Linked DNA regions of Homo sapiens: all the other regions are linked to region 2. A link is an interaction called in ENCODE POLR2A ChIA-PET data of the cell type or tissue named here. Cell type or tissue: HepG2. All regions are shown on one strand. Links, peaks and the distances in the headings refer to the core of each region. The heading gives the core; the rest is flanking DNA.

Region 1 (5,691 bases), core at 692-5,691, 76 kb before region 2:
ACCTGCACAGTTGGAAATGGAGGATGAAGATACAATTGATGTGTTCCAACAGCAGACGGGAGGTGTCTACTGAAAAGGGAACCTGCTTCTTTACTCCAGAACTCTGTTCTTTAAAGACCAAGATTACATTCTCAATTAGAAAACTGCAATTTGGTTCCACCACATCCTGACTACTACCGTATAGTTTTCTCTGTTCTTTCATTTCCCCCTTCCCCATTCCTTTATTGTACGTAAAGTAACTGGTATATGTGCACAAGCATATTGCATTTTTTTTTTTTAACTAAACAGCCAATGGTATGTTTTGACTGACATCAAGGGGAGACGGGATGGGGAAAAATACTGATTCTGTGAAAATACCCCCTTTCTCCATTAGTGGCATGCTCATTCAGCTCCTATCTTTATATTCCAGTAAGTTATTTTGCTCTCACTGTTTTAACAACAACAACAAAACAACAACAACAACATAAAAATCCTTGCATACCTTGTTCAATTGGAGAATTTTAATGTTTTTCATTTATCATTGTAAAACCAAGGACAATTTTATAACTTTTTTGTACGTAGCTGTTACATGTAGGGTAATCTGTCTTTAAGTAAGGATAAATTACTCTAAAACAAAAAAGAATCCTACATAGTTTTCCCTTCAAGTCAAGCGTCTTGTTGTTTAAATAAACTTCTTGTTTAAAATGAAAAAAAAAAAAAGAAGCTAGATCTCACATTGTGTTCTTACCACAATAAAAACAAAGTTATGACAGATAAGTAGGTAGTCAGCAGAAAAACAAACAAACAAAAAAAAAAAACAAAGAAAAAAGAAAACAAAGTTAACTCAGAAAAAAATAAAAGGAGATTATACACGGCAGATGTGGAACACAACAAAAATAATACTGTTGTTCACTATGTGTTAACAGGGACTGAAGCTGGCTACAGAAAGAATGTCCCAGCAACAAAGAGTGGGAAGCCCTGAGCAAATTGTTAAAAGCTCCTTCTCAGTTTCTTCCCAAGAGAAGTTTTCATCTCAGGGGTGGTCATTTCTGGAGGCAGGGGCCTGCAGGAGACACCTTGGTAACAGGCAGGTCTGTTTGGCTTCCTGAATCCATGACAGTTGATAAGCAAGGCCCCTTCAGATGCTCTGTTGGGCATTGCCTGGAGTGTGTAACCAGATGGAGTGCCTGCATTTCCAAGATCATTTATAGCTGTTTCCTGTACCCGAGTAAATTTTTTATTTTAAAGGTGCCTCCTGGCCTGACCCAAATTTCGGCTTAACATTAGCAGTTACTTCTCTTTGGCTGAGCAGATGAACTGCAAAAACTCCCAGAGTGAAAGAGGGAAGGAGGGTGGGGTTGGGTGAGGTGGCAGGGATGGGTTCCGGAAGATGGGAGGTGGGCCTGGTTCATCACCAGGGCCTCTCTGGTAAACTGGAAGGCCAGGCAGGCTACTGGCAAAGAAAGAGTTACTGACCATCAGCTGAAGGGATGGCAAGCAGTGAAGGAGGCTCTGGCCCAGCAATTCTTATCTTCAGGAAAGTTTAAGAGTCATTGTCACTTGCAGGGAATTTCCTGGACTATGAATTTTATTGCAGAGAGGACAGAATGGCTGGGTGGGAGGAAGTTAGCCTCAGGCTCCACACCCACCCCTCCCATTCCCCCACAGCTGGGTTTGCTGTTTCTCCAAACAATTTAGTGTTAACAACATAAACCCTGGTCCAGCCTGACCTTCTGCAGCTGTGCGGCCTTCAAGTCTTTATCCTTGCTAAGCCTTGGCTCCCTCATCTATAAATGGGCTTAATAACAGCACTTGCTTATAGTAAATGCCGAATATATGTTGGGTTTGAATAATGATGAGGAAAGCTGGGGCCAGAGATTTGCACTGAGGAGAATGAACAGAAATCTGTCCCTGTTCTTCTTCTTCTTCTTTTTTTTTTTTAGACGAGTCTTGCTCTGTATCCCAGGCTGGAGCGCAGTGGTGCAATCTCGGTTCACTGTAACCTCCACTTCCCGGGTTCAAGTGATTCTCGTGCCTCAGCCTCCCAAGTAGCTGGGATTACAGGCACCCACGACCACGCCCAGCTAATTTTTGTATTTTTAATAGAAACGGGATTTCACCATGTTGGTCAGGCTGGTCTCGATCCCTTGACCTCAGGTGATCTGCCCGCCTCGGCCTCCCAAAGTGCTGGGATTACAGGCATGAGCCACCATGCCCAGTCTGTCCCTGTTCTTGGGAGTTGATTAGAGGAACAAGACAGGCATGCATCAAAATAAATGCACTTGGTTGCCTCGTCTAATCAATGGTGCAAAAGCACCAATCTTGAAAACAATTTCTAGTTACACCTTGTAGTATATTTTGGGTTCTTGTTTGTTTGTTTGTTTTGGAGATGGAGTCTTGCTCTGTCGCCCAGGCTGGAGTGCCTTGGCATGATCTTGGCTCACTGCAAACTCCACCTCCTGGTTCAAGCAATTCTCCTGCCTCAGCCACCTGAGTAGCTGGGACTACAGGCACCCACCACCTCGCCCAGCTAATTTTTTGTATTTTAGTAGAGATGGGGTTTCACCCTGTTGCCCAGGCTGGTCTTGAACTCCTGAGTTCAGGCAATCCGCCTGCTTCAGCCCCTCAAAGTGCTAGGATTACAGGCATGAGCCACGGTGCCTGGCCCCTTGTAGTACATTTTGTCTTCCCAGTCTATTTTGAGATGTTATTCAAGTAAATGTGTGTCCCCAGGGCTCCAGCAGGCTCACAGCAGGAAGCAGCAGTCAGGAAGTACAAGGTGGCAAGCAGGACACTGGGTCAGAACGTGTTCTGGACCCACTGGCAGGTGAGGTTTGCTGAATTCTACACAACAGCAGCTACCACGTCCCTGTGTTCTGGAGCCAGGGAAGGCTTCCAGACAGAAGGGGCTTCTCCCTGTAATTTGAGGGAGATTATTGGCTCAGGCAAAGGTGAGAGGGTTTAAAGAGGAAAAAAAGAGAAGAACCGAGCAGCCTCAAGCTGGAGAAAGCCCTGGGGACCTTGTAGAGATCCTCTTCTGGGGACAAAGACCATGAGGGGTCATAGGTGGCAGAGCAGTGCACAACATCCCAGGGAACAGATGTTGAAGATGGATTAGACCCTGACAACGGATGTGAAATATTGACCCAGCGAAAAGTGCCTGGTGTTTGCACAGGCCAAATCAGTGCAGCAACTTCCATGGGAGGAGGGGCCGGAAAGTACCCAGGTCCAAAGGTCACTCTCCACACTCCCACACACTCTCCCAGGGCCCACAAGTCAGTCTCCAGCTCAGGGAGGATTTAAAGGAGGACGCGTGTGTTGGAAATCAAGGCAGGCATTCACGGGCATGCACGCACACATGCACACAGTCTTTTTTCTTTCCTTGAAGGCTCACCTAGTTCTGTTTGTGTTAAAAAAAAAAAAAAGAACACTCACCTAGGCCAGGCATGGTGGCTCACACTTATAATTCCAGCACTATGGGAAGCCAAGGCAGGAGGATCACTTGAGGCCAGTTCAAGCCCAGCTTGGGCCACATAGCAAGACCCTGTCTCTACAAAAATTTTTAAAAAAAAATTAGCCAGGTGTCATGGCATGTGCCTGCAGTCCCAGTTACTCAGGAGGCTGAGGGAGGAGGACTGCTTGAGCCCAGGAGGTCGAGGCTGCAGTGAGCCATGATCACACCACTCCTGCCTGGGTGAGATAGAGTGAGATACCATCTCAAAACCCAAAAAAACTCACAAGCTCACCTATATATAGAAACAACTAGATGTACTGGGTCGTGGTGGTATATGCCTGCAGTCCCAGCTACTCCGAGGCTGAGGTGGGAGGATCACTTGAGCCCAGGAAGTGAAGGTTGCAGTGAAGTATCGTGTCACTGCACTCTAGCCTGGGTGACAGAGTGAAACCCTGACTGAAAACAATGTTTTAAAAAATGGATGGAAATGCTAATAATTGTGTTTGGTTGATGTAACTATACTTTTGTACTTCATGCATTTCAAGTGTTCTTTAATGAGAATAAATTTTTTTAAAGAGAGAAAAAAGCTTATCTGCCTGTCAACATTAAGTTCCTAAAATCAAAGGTTTCTTTCCAGTCCTACCCTACTAGTATTTGACACTATTGAACTCATTTTCTGAAACTATTTCCTTGCTTGGCTTTCAGCCTTCCCATTTTCTCCTGGTTTTTCTTCCCTTCATGGATGGCTTCTGGTCCCCTGCCTGACTCCTAAAGTTAGCATTATTCAGGGTCTGTCCTCAGCCTGCCCTATCTTTTCTCTCCAGATTTGCTCGTCCACTCCCTTGGTTTCAGCTATGCCACTCATGTCAGGAATAACCTGCAGCTCCAACCCAGCTCTTTGCTGAAACATTTATCCCATTGCCTACTGAGTATCCTCACAAGACCCTCAAATTCAGTTAAAACTTGAACTTCCCTCCCTGAAGTTCAAGCCCTGAAGGCTGCTGTTTCTTCTGTGTGTTCTATCTTGATTGGCTGGGTCAGAATCCTAGTAATCATTTATCTGCCCCTACCTTTCTGTAGTGGGTTGAATGGTGCCCTCCCACCCAAAAAGAGATGTCCACACATGCCACCAAGCCTGGCTTTTTCTTTTTTTGTAGATAGGAGTCTTGCCACATTGCACAGGCTTCTCATACCCTTTACATACTGAACAAGTAATGCCTTATATGACAAAAGGTGATTAAGGATCTTGAAGAAAAGACTTATCCTGGATTAGCCAACTGGGCCCTAAATCCAATGACATATGTCCTTATAAGAGGGCACACAGAGCACACACACTGAGGAGAGGCGGCGGCATAGGAAGGAGGCACTGTGGCCATGGAAGCAGGTTTTGGAGTGATGCCACAAGTCAAGGGACACCAACAACCACTGAAAGAATGGACTGTCCCCTACAGCCTCGGGATGGAGCCTTGTCTCTCACTATGACACACTAGAACACTATACCCTCACCTCACACATGGTTGCAATTCCCTCATCTCAACATGCTCTTTGAGATAATTATAGATTCACATGCGGTTTAAGAACTATGGCCGAGTACAGTGCTGGGAGACTTGCAACCTGGGATTCTGAGCCACTCCTATATCCTCATAACACAATCCTTCCCCACCCTTACCCTACCCCTTGTTAGCGCAAATAAGCTTGTTAATGTGGCTCAACTAGGTTGTGGTGTCTTTCAGGACAGAAACTGATTTCTTTTTATGTTCTAGTATTTTTGCTTACCAGTCCTTCGCATTCTGGTACTGCTTCTCCTTCTGCCTTTGCAGAGAACCTCAGAATACATTCCCCGTGTCTGTCTGCCATCTCTGTCTCTCTGCCTCTTCCAAAGCACACTTCTCTAACATCCTTAACTTGGGCTTTCAAAACACCTTTAATTAACACTGAGGTCCCACAGCTGCCAAGTCCTTAATTTGCAGGATGACTTCCCTTATCTTTTAAGAGTCCTTAGGGCTGCCAACCGGTTAGCTCAGTTGGTCAGAGTGTAGTGCTGTGAGTATCTTTACATTGCTTTTCTGGGTGGTTTTCTCCTTTCCCCATCTGACTGGGAGAGCCCTGAAACCGAAGACTTTTTCCCCCAGCAGTTTCCCAGCTCCCTGAGGGCAGAGACTTCATTAATCTTGCAGATCCCTCAGGGGAAGAACTTTTTACTTTTCAAATCCTGGTCTGATACTAGCTCTGCACACTGTGGGTGCTCAATAAATGTT
Region 2 (6,137 bases), core at 1,138-6,137:
TTGTCAGACCAAACGTTCTGACCGGGGTGCTGACACGTGCCCGGGCCAGAGTGTCTGTTATCCTTTTACCCTTGTCAATTGGTCTGGCCCTGCCAGGCTGGCCCTTTTCCTGTAACACATTAGGGCTAGGAGAGCACCTTTGGTTTGGGGAAGCCCTCATGTGGGAAAGGGGCATGATGCTGGAGAGCAATCAGCTTTTCTCTTTGACTTGAGGTCATAGGTCACAGCCCACTGTGGGGAGGGAGCCCTCTAGGAGTGTGGACAGAGGGGGACACACTGATCTCTCTGGGAAGAAATGGCCAGGGGACAACATTGCAGGGAGAACTCTTGTAGAACTGCAACTATGCATTGGCTGGGCAAAGTGGCTCACGCCTATAATCCCAGCATTTTGGGAGGCCGAGGTGGGTGGATTGCTTTGAGCTCAGGAGTTTCAGACCAGCCTGGGAAACATGACGAAACCCTTTCTCTACAAAAATTAGCCAGGCGTGGTGGCACATGCCTGTAGTCCCAGCTACTCTAGAGGCTGAGGCTGGAGAATTGCTTGAGCCCGGGAAGTGGAGGTTGCAATGAGCCAAGATTGTGCCACTGCATTCCAGCCTGGGCAACAGGGTGAGACCCTGGAGACCCTGTCTCAAAAAAAAAAAAAAAAAAAAAGAACTGCAACAATATGTAGTCCCGAATGGTGACAATATGTCCATTCATCAAAATACTTTATTTTATTTTTATTTCTTTAGAGATAGGGTCTTGCTCTGTCACTCTGGCTGGAGCGCAGTGGCACAATCATAGCTCATTGCAACCTCAAACTCGTGAGTTCATGCAATCCTCCCACCTCAGCCTCCCCAGTAGAGCTAGGATTACAGGCACATGCCACCACATCTGGCTAATTTGTAATTGTTATTTTTTTTGAGACAGAGCCTCACTCTGTTGCTCAGGCTGGAGTGCAGTGGTGCAATCTCGGCTCACTGCAATCTCTGCCTCTCAGGTTCAAGTGATTCTCCTGCCTTAGCCTCCCAAGTAGCTGGGATTACAGGCACCCACCAGCACACCCGGCTAATTTTTGTATTTTTAGTAGAGACGGGGTTTCACTATGTTAACCAAGCTGGCCTCAAACTCCTGACCTCAAGTGATCTGCCTGACTTGGCCTCCAAAAGTGCTGGGATTACAGGTGTGAACCCTTGTGCCCAGACTAATTTTTTATTAAAAAAAAATTTCTTTGTAGAGGTAGAGTCTCTATGTTGCTGAGGCTGGTCTTAAACCCCTAGCCTCAACAGATCCTCCTGCCTCGGCCTCACAATGTGCTGGGATTCCCAGTGTGAGCCACTGCACCTGGCCTATCAAAGAATTTTTATCTATTTATTTTTTTTGAGACAGGGTCTCACTCTGTCACCCAGGCTGGAGTGCAGCGGTGTGATCAGGGTTCACTGCAGCCTCGACCTCCTAGGCTTGAGCAATCCTTCCACCTCAGCCTCCTGAGTAGCTAAGACTTCAGGCATACACCACCACACTTGGCTAATTCTTTTTTTGAATTTTAGTAGAGAAAAGGTCTCACTTTGTTGCCCAGGCTGGTCTTGAACTCCTGAGGTCAAGCAATCCTCCCTCTTCGGCCTCCCAAAGTATTGGGATTATAGACATAAACCACTGCACCTGGCCCATCAGAGGACTTTTTTTTTTTTTTTTTTTTTTTGAGATGGAGTTTTGCTCTTTCGCCCAGGCTGGAGTGAAGTGGCGTGAACTTGGCTTGCTGCAATTTCTGCCCCCCGGGGCTCAAGTGATTCTCCTGCCTCAGCCTCCTGAGTAGCTGGGATTACAGGGGCCCACCACCGCGCCTGGCAAATTTTTGTATTTTTAGTACAGACGGGGTTTTGCCATGTTGGCCAGGCTGGTCTCGAACTCCTGACCTCAGATCATCCATCCGCCTCAGACTCCCAAAGTGCTAGAGTTACAGGCATGAGCCACCACGCCTGGCTTCAGAGGACTTTTTAATGTTACTTTGTTTAGTTGCCAAGGTGCCTCTTAGAGGTGGTTACTTGTGTCACTTGACAGATCAGGAAACCAAGGCACAGTGTGGTTTAGTGACCTCCACAGGGTCACATGTTGGGACACAGAGCCCAAGTCTCCTTGTTCCTCTCTCTGACCCTGGACAAGCCTGCCCTCCACAACACTAGGCAATGTTGGAGCCAACTCCATGGAAACAAGGCGGGAGCTAGTGATTTTCAAGTGTAAATTTCTCCTCTAATGCATGTCTGACTTCTGTTCTCTCCTTCCAGCCCTTTATCATTGATGGGTTTAAGTTTGACCTACGGATTTATGTACTGGTGACATCCTGTGACCCTCTCAGGATTTTTGTGTACAATGAAGGACTGGCCCGCTTTGCGACGACCTCTTACTCCCGCCCTTGCACAGACAACCTGGTGAGCTAAGGAGACACACTACCTCACCCTACCCCCATAGCGTGATTAAAAAAAAAAAAATTCTAGTTAAATCCACATCCTCAAGACATTGTGAGTGTCATTTGTTGAGCACTTGCTATGTGCCGGGTTTCATTTAGCGCTGCCAGGATCCCTCAGAGAGAGGGATTATTATCCCCATTTTACAGATGACGAGATTAAAACCCAGAGCATAAGGGACTTGTCCAAGGTCACACAGCTAGGAAGAGGTGAGTCTGGGGCTTGTGGCCAGGTCTGCCTGACTCCAAAGCCAGAACCACAGTTCAGGGGTAATCAAGGAGAAAAGGCCGTGGATGAGCAACCCTGCCATCCCCACCTTTCCTGGACCCCCAGGACTCCTGAAGTTTTTCTCAGGCTGGGCACCACCCAATCTCAGAAAGAACTGGAGTTTCTTTTTTTTTTTTTTGAGATGGAGTCTCGCTTTGTCGCCTAGGCTGGAGTGCAGTGGCATGATCTCGGCTCATTGCAACCTCTGCCTCCTGGGTTCAAGCGAGTCTCTTACCTTAGCCTCCTAAGTAGCTGGGATTACAGGTGTGCACCACATCCCCGGCTAATTTTTGTATTTTCAGTAGAGATGGGATTTCACCATGTTGGTCAGGCTGGTCTTGAACTCCTGACCTCGTGATCTGCCTGCCTCAGCCTCCCAGAGTGCTGGGATTACAGGCATGAGCCACCACGCCCAGCAGAATTGGAGTTTCTTAGGCTCGAGGCTGCAGGACACCCCTTCTTACTTCCTGTATTTTGCCACACTAAATAAGCCCTAAAACTTCCCTTTCTTTCCATCCCTTCAAGCCCCAGGGGCCATGGGAGGGCACAGAGAGGAAGCAGGGGGCCTGCCCTTCCGAGCTGACCCGACAGATGTGTGTCTTTTTCCCCAGGATGATATCTGCATGCACCTGACTAATTATTCCATTAATAAGCACAGTTCAAATTTCAGTCGAGATGCACACTCTGGCAGTAAGAGGTAAGGAAGAGGCTTCATTTTTCTTTCCTTTCCCTACCAACCTCAGAACTGCTTTCTGGGATTCTACCCAAACCCTGTTAGTCCCCATCAGTGTTTCCATCTTGGGTCACATGGTCTGAGAATATACTCCTTTGCCTCGCAACCCAGAACAAATTCCTTCATCTCTGCCCTCTTGGCTGTTAATCATTAAAAGAAGGCCCCATCGTAAACCCTGGGAGGCTGGGAGGAGGAGAGATAAACATGAGCTGTTTCCCCAGCAGAATATATACACACACCAAAACATACCCTTATTACAGTTGGCCCTTCTGATATTTCCAAATCAACAGATATTTATTGATCGCTAGTCTGCCACGTGAGAAGGACTTGCCAGGCAGTCATTGCTTGGCCCATGTTCCCCTGGACGTTGCTCCATTAGAGATTCTCAAATGATGTGTCACAGTGCCCTGACATGTGGCTAGCCGGCTTGAAGATTCCTCAGAAGGGGGGAAATTGAGAGCAGTTCATGAGAGTATCTTCACGAGAGGCTTTTCCATTCCTGTTATTGTCTAATCGGGTCTCATTTGAGTTTTAAGAAAACGGGGGACTGAAGAATGTGAACTTGACCAGGTGAAGGAGGAAAGGGAAAAGGAGCAAGTATTTCTGAGGCTTCATGTGTGTTGGGGTCTGTGCTTGGTGCTTTCTGTGCATTTTTTATTGCTGAATTTTTCTTTTCTTTTCTTTTTTTTTTTTTTCTTTTGAGACTGAGTCTTGCTCTGTCGCCAGGCTGGAGTGCAGTGGTGCGATCTTGGCTCACTGCAACCTCTGCCTCCCGGGTTAAAGCAATTCTCCTGCCTCAGCCTCCCAAGTAGCTGAGACTATAGGCATGTGCCACCACACTCCGCTAAGTTTTGTATTTTTAGTAGAGACAGGGTTTCAGCATATTGGCCAGGATGGTCATGATCTCTTCACCTCGTGATCTTCCCACCTCAGCCTCCCAAAGTGCTGGGATTACAGGCGTGAGCCACCGCGCCCGGCCTATTCTTGAATTTTTCACAGCAACACTATGGCAAAGGCATTACTATCTGCCCTCTGTAGGTGGAGAACTGTGAGTTAGGTGCCATCTCCATCTTACAGATGAGGAAACTGAGTCTCAGAGGTTGCGTGAGTTGCCCCAGGTCCCGCAGCTGTGACTGCTAGACTGGGTGGAGAAGCGAGGTCTGTTAGACCCCAGAGCTCATTCTCTTTCCGCTGCACCAGGCTTCAAAGGACCTCTGAACAGGCAATTAGTTTGGCTTCAGACCATCAGAGAGGCATGTGACAGTTCATGACCCCCTCAGTGGCAGCATTCCAAAAAGCACACAGAAAATCGCTAAGTTAAGGCTGCTTAAAGGGGATGTGGAAGGCTGGTGGGAGGCAGTCTCCCCCTTTTCCAGAAGATGTCAGCCACCTGTGCTGCCTGAAGCTCTGCGACTTCCTCCTCTCCTCCCCACCTGGGCTGTGGGCATCAGCTGGGCCTCTTGCATTGCTGCGTTCTGAGCGTGGCACTCTGGGAGGTCTAGTTTGTAGTCCCGGCTCCGACACTTGCCAACTAGGCTTGGACAAGTTACTTCATCTCTCTGAGCCTGCACTTCTTGGTCTGGAGGATGAACGTGATGAGACTCCCTGCCCTGCCCTGCCACCTCACAGGGTCTCTGTGAGGTTCAAATGACTTGTGATGGCAACACAGACAGTGTGCGTGGTTACTGTCATTTTTCCTTAGTCTAAGGGCACAGAATGGAAAGGTTCTCATTTTCCTCCTCCAATGAGAATTGGCACCCCAACAGCAGGCCCTGGGCCCTCGGCTGTGATGGAGGGGTGTCTCGGGGTAGCAGAACTAAGGTGAGGTTGCAAGGCTTCAAGTGTTGTTCTGCCTCTTCCATTTCCCCTGTCCTCTTCCTCTGTTCATCTCCCTCTCACCCCACTGTACTTCTCCATCCACTCTCTCCTGGAGCAGCCGTGTGCCCCCGTGGCCTCCGCCTGCCCTTGCTGGGCTCAGCCTGTCTCCCTTGGGCTCCAGGTCCATCTCTCCTCAGTTCCACCTGGACGTCTTCAACTCAGCATTTCCCAGAATGGGTGTATTCTCTCTCCTTGCCTCCACCGCAGCACTCCAAATTGGTCTCCCTGCCCAACTTCCCCATCTCTACCTTCTCATCTCCAGGGGTGGAGAGCTTGGACATTTCTTTTCCTAGTGATAATTTACATACTTGAACCCACTTAATCCTCCTCACAACAACACTATGAAGTCAGCATTATCATCATCCCTATTCTGCATATTAGGAAACTGAGGTGTGAAAAAGTTAAGTAACTTACCTGGGTCGCACAGCTAGGAAGCTGGGATTGAAACCAGGGCTGCCTGACCCCCGAGTTGGTGCCCTTACCCACTAAGCCATGCTGCCCGTGCCATCCACTTCATGGACAGGGCACTGTCTTTTTTTTTTTTTTTCTTGAGACGGAATCTTGCTCTTGTCACCCCAGACTGGAGTGCAATGGCGCGATCCCGGCTCACTGCAAAAGTTTCGACTCCCGGATTCAAGCGATTCTCTTGCCTCAGCCTCTCAAGTAGCTGGGATTACAGGCGCCCACCACCATGCTTGGCCAATTTTTTGTATTTTTACAACCCTCATGGTCAACATCAGCCATCGCCCATAACTATTCTTTGCCCAGTGCACATTTGTCTTTTGTCCCTAGTTGTACTTTGCTCCTTGAGG
Region 3 (5,000 bases), core at 1-5,000, 83 kb before region 2:
GCGTGAGTCACCTCACCCAGCCAGTGCATCATTAAGTGACTTTCTCAAGGTCTCGCAGCCAGTTGATGGTGAAGACAGGATTCCTGTCCAGGAAGGAAACTCGAGTGAAGCAGGAATTGTTAGGGAGATAGGAGAGCCACAGGTGTTCTGGAAGCTCTCCTGGCTCCTCTTAGCATGCTCTGCTCCCTTGTCTCACCTGTACTCCCACCTGAAAGTTCCCCACCCACCCTGGCCTCATCATCTCAGCACTAATGTCTTCAGCTGAGACCACCTGAGAGGCAGGTACTGTGTCTCAGTGTCTGAGATCCTGGTCCTGGATATGCCTGATTCTCTGAATGGCTGGGTCAGGCCTCCCTCTTGTTTGGCACAGAGTTCTGGTCAGAGCATCACGTCCTGTTTTGTTTGGTTTGGTGTTCTTGAGGAGTTTATTTGGTCACACCCAGGGTGAGAGGGCCCTTCACCTGTAAGATGTCGGGCCTCTTGGTGGTGACACGTGGCTTGTTGCTGGCCACAGAGGACCCAGTGAGGCAGCAGGAACTCAACCTTGGAGTCATGGAGCTGTGTGACTGCTGGCCAGTTGCACTTGCTGGCTGCAGTCTCCTCCACCTTCATGATCTGGATGAAGTGGGCCCAGGTGCGGTGCTGGGTGCCCGCGTCTCGGTCTGCAGAAAACGGGAGAGGGCAGGGTGACTGCAATCACTGGGATCTGGGCATTTGACAAACCTCATATCAAGTACCTGGCACATTCTGTCAGGCACAGCAATTGCTTGGGAGCTCCCACTTGGGATTAACTGGGGGACTGGGTGACCATGAGTGGCGTAGAACCTCCAAAGTCACTTTGAGGGGCCCAACCACAGCCCCTCAAAGGCGACAAGATCTTCCTGTTTGTTCCTCTGTTTAAACCACTGCTGCAAGAAAAAGAGTCTTAAGTTTAAGTGCGACATGTCCTACTTTTGTTTTGTTTTTTTGTTTTATATATTTTATTTTTTGCTTTTTAGTTTTTATTTTTTGAGACGGAGTCTCACTCTGTCGCCCAGGCTGGAGTGCAATAATAGCATGTGATCTCGGCTCACTGCAACCTTCGCCTCCCAGGTTCAAGCTATTCTCCTGCCTCAGCATCCTGAGTAGCTGGTATTTCAGGTGCCCATCAGCACACTGGGCTATTTTTTTTTTTTAATTTTTTTTTTTGAGATGGAGTCTTGCTCTGTGGCACAGGCTGGAGTGCAGTGGCGCAATCTCGGCTCACTGCAAGCTCTGCCTCCCGGGTTCACACCATTCTCCTGCCTCAGCCTCCTCAGTAGCTGGGATTACAGGTACTCGCCACCACACCTGGCTAATTTTTTTTGTATTTTTTAGTAGAGACGGGGTTTCATCGTGTTAGCCAGGATGGTCTCGATCTCCTGACCTCATGATCCACCCGCCTCGGCCTCCCAAAGTGCTGAGATTACAGGCGTGAGCCACCGCGCCTGGCCTATTTTTTGGATTTTTATTAGAGATGGGGTTTTGTCATGTTGGCCAGGCTGGTATCAAACTCCTGACCTCAGGTGATCTGCCCGCCTCACCCTCCCCAAGTGCTGGCATAAGCCACCGCACCCGGCTTTGTTTTATTTTTGAGACGGAGTCTCTCTCTCTCTCTCACCCAGGCTGGAGTGCAGTGGTGCGATCATGGCTCACTGCAGCCTTCACGTCCTGGGTTCAAGTGGTCTTCACACCTCAGCCTCTCAAGTAGCTGGGACTACAGGCTCATGCCACCATGACCTGCTAATGTTTGTTTTTTTTTTGTAAAGATGCAGTCTCGCTATGTTGCCCAGGCTGGTCTTGAACTCCTGGCCTCAAGTGATCCTCCTGCCTTGGCCTCCCAAAGTGCTGGGATTACAGGCATGAACCACTGGGCATGGCCTGTTTTCTGTTTTTTTTTTTAAGAGACAGGGTCTCACTATGTTGCCCAGGTTGGAGTGCAATGGCTATTCACAGGTGTGATCATAGCTCACTGCAGCCTCAAACTCCTGAGCTCAAGCAGTCCTTCCATCTCAGCCTCCCGAGTAGCTGGGAGTACAGGTGAGCACCACCACACCTGGCTCACTTCCTGTTTTTTGAGTGGGAGTTTCACTATCTGGTCCCACCTGCCTCTCTAGCTGGGTCTTGACTGTTCGGTACTATGCATGCTCCAGCTTTGCCACACCTCTTGCTGGCCCTCAACAAGCCTGCATTTCTACACTGCCATTCCTTCTGCCCCGAATGCCTTTCCTCCCCAGCACTACATGGCAAACTTCTACACATCCTTCAAGGCCCATCTTGAATGCCACCTTCCCTGTGATGACCTCCCCTATTGCCCCAGACTTATTTCCTTGCCTTCAGTGCTCCCATAGAACTTGGTGCACATCTACTCCAGTAGTCATTGCACAGAACAGTAATCATTTGTTTATGTGTTTGCAGTCACTGCTACAACATGGTGACCTCCTGGAGAACAGGGACGTGTGGTGTTTCTCTTTGTATTTGTCTTTTGTTCCCAGAACAGGTAAGTACACGGTGCCGGGTATAGGTAGGTACTCGCTCAATAAATGTGAATGAGTGAACGAGTGGTGGGGTTGATCTTATCCTGAAAGAGGGAGCTCCCCACCTGCACTTTCCTGTAGCAATCTCTAGAGGGCAGTCTCACACCATGCTTGTCTTCTCTAGCCTCCGCCCAAGTTGCTTTTTTTCTACCATAGACAGCTCAGATAGATATGGGTGGGTGGATAGATGGATGGAAGGATGGACAGATGGACGAATGAACGAACGGATGGATGGATGGGTGGATGAATAGATAGATAGGGTGGGCATGGTTCACATGGGCTCTGGAGTTGACAAGCTCTGGGACCAGGGAATCCAACCAAGTCAGCCTAAGCACTGGAGGGACTGCTGGCCCATCCCTTAGACACAATGGCTTAGGAGCTAGGGCTTATTATTGAAACCTGGAAAAAAGTTATTGTTTTCAAAATAAAAAAGACAGTTGCAAAATGGCATTGGATAAATATTGAAATAAATGGCTACAAAACAAAATCTCAACCAACTGCAACTCAACTCAGTTTGTATATATAGTTTATGTATAAACCACATTTCAGGCAGGGCATGGTGGCTCACGCCTGTAATCCCAGCACTTTGGGAGGCTGAGGTGAGCGGATCACCAGAGGTCAGGAGTTTGAGACCAGACTGACCAACATGGGGAAACCCCATCTCTAATAAAAATACAAAAATTAGCCAGGCGTGGTGGCACTCCAGCCTGGGCGACAAGAGCGAAACTCCATCTCAAAAAGAAAAAAAAAATTCTGTGGGATGTCAGTGCATTTTAATATTTTTGACATGATGTGGGCACTCCTTAAAGTGTCAAGGGCCCTTGACTTCTTGGAAAGGCCCTGCAAGGAGCAAGCAGAATGGAACCCAATACTCCCCACCAGAGGGCTCAGGACTCTGTTCATTATAAGTCCCAGTGCTGAGTCTGAGGCTGCAGGTCCAGTCCCTCTTCCTGCTGAGGGCTCTGGAGCCAAGCCCACGAAGATAACATTCAGTAACACAGGCTGCCCTCAACCACAGTCTTTCCTAATCTCAAGGTAAGATGGGAGAGGGGTGGTGGTATTTCATTTACTTAAGCTCCTACATGGGGGAGATACTGAATAGGAAGAGGCTGTCTCCTGGGACTGCTGGCTCGGGGGTGGAATGGACAGGAGACAAGAACAGAACCAAGTGTCGTGTACGCATGCCTGTAGTCCTGGCTACTCAGGAGGCTGAAGGTGGGAGGATCACTTAAGCCTGGGAGATTGAGGCTGCAGTGAGCCGAGATTGCACCACTGTACTCCAGCCTAGGTGACAGAATGAGAGCCTGTCTCCAGAAAAAAAAAAAAGTCAAGATTCAAGGGCATCTGATGTCAAACCTAGTGCTCTTAATCACTACATCATAATCATACCCTCTTTCAGAGTGACCTGCCCAATTTCACAAAGCTGTTAATCAGGTGGCAGGGAAGAACACGTATTGAGTGCTTACAATCAGCGTGTGTCAGGCGCTGCTCTAAATGCTCTACCCATTTTAACTCATCTAGCTGTAGCAGAGACTATAATTGTCAATGCCATTTTACAAATGGGGAAACCAAAGCCAAGAGCGGTTGAGTGACTTGTCTAAAGTTGCCACCAGACAGTCTAGTTCCAGAGTCTGGGCTCTTCACCATGATGACCTACTAGCCTGTCTACTTTATGGAGGGACAAGGTTTGGGGTTGTCAAAACTCGGGGTCAAAAATGACAGGACAAATGGAATAGAGGATGGGCAGGATGGATGCAGGGGTATGTGAGGTATGTGAAAGAGGTGAAACATGAAGGAGAACCCAACCACAGATGTTCACAGATGTTCTCTGCTGTTTCCTCAGTAGGAACTCAATGCTGAGTTCCTATCGAAACTACTGACAGCATATCTCCCCAAATATCATTTCCTTAAAAGGCATTTTGTCAGTGTCCTTTTTTTTTTTTTTTAAGAAATGGCGTCTCACTTTGTTGCACAGGCTGGAGTGCAGTGGTGTGATCTTGGCTCACTGCAACCTCAGCCTCCCAGGTTCAAGCAATTCTCCTGTCTCAGCTTCCTGAGTAGCTGAGATTACAAGCACTTGCCACCACACCCAGCGAATTATTGTATTTTTAATAGAGCTGGGGTTTCACCATGTTGGCCAGGCTGGCCTCGAACTCCTGACCTCAAGTGATCTGCCCGCCTTGGCCTCCCAAAGTGCTGGGATTACAGGCCATGCTCAGCCTGTCAAAGTGTCTTACTTAGCAAATACAGCTGCTTTGCAAACAGGGGTTCCTTTTTCCCTTGTGACTAGGGCCACTGTTCTGCCAGAATGGCTATCTAGTCCTCCAGATAGGGTTAGGAGCCACTTTGTTGAGAAGGATATGAGCAAGATGGCTGTGCAGGGGGAATGACTGGTGTGGACTTCATCAGAGATTGAATTAAGTGATGGAAAGGGAACGTTCCATG

The links. ChIA-PET counts read pairs that join two places held together with the same protein. Peaks named below come from ENCODE experiments on the same cell type or tissue, not always from the same donor. Only the 100,000 strongest peaks of a DNase experiment are listed, where the experiment ranks them.
Region 1: POLR2A ChIA-PET joins it to region 2 with 13 read pairs; 20 of 35 experiments call an interaction of 5 or more read pairs at or near these places.
Region 3: POLR2A ChIA-PET joins it to region 2 with 10 read pairs; 20 of 35 experiments call an interaction of 5 or more read pairs at or near these places.

Annotation. Positions count from the first base shown.
Region 1 is chr17:48,869,287-48,874,977 of GRCh38, reverse strand. LOC105371814 (a long non-coding RNA gene) reads left to right here. Exons shown (of 4, transcript NR_135674.1): 4 at 1-118. It also overlaps the pseudogene SUMO2P17. Among named protein-coding and RNA genes, the nearest start is that of ATP5MC1, 21 kb to the left of the region's middle. In HepG2, for the core only: no CTCF peak of the experiment used is centred there; a DNase peak (open chromatin) is centred at 3,127; H3K4me3 peaks cover 477 bases.
Region 2 is chr17:48,793,335-48,799,471 of GRCh38, reverse strand. TTLL6 (tubulin tyrosine ligase like 6) reads left to right here. Exons shown (of 16, transcript NM_001130918.3): 7 at 2,268-2,411; 8 at 3,326-3,411. Among named protein-coding and RNA genes, the nearest start is that of TTLL6, 21 kb to the left of the region's middle. In HepG2, for the core only: no CTCF peak of the experiment used is centred there; DNase peaks (open chromatin) are centred at 3,671 and 4,681.
Region 3 is chr17:48,876,782-48,881,781 of GRCh38, reverse strand. It overlaps LOC105371814 (a long non-coding RNA gene), which reads left to right. Exons shown (of 4, transcript NR_135674.1): 3 at 2,437-2,518. LOC124900395 (small nucleolar RNA SNORA68) reads right to left here and starts at 942; the gene lies at 815-942. RefSeq lists an enhancer at 2,591-2,690. In HepG2, for the core only: CTCF peaks have their summits at 2,650 (motif pointing right) and 3,439 (motif pointing right); DNase peaks (open chromatin) are centred at 2,651 and 3,461; H3K27me3 peaks cover 859 bases.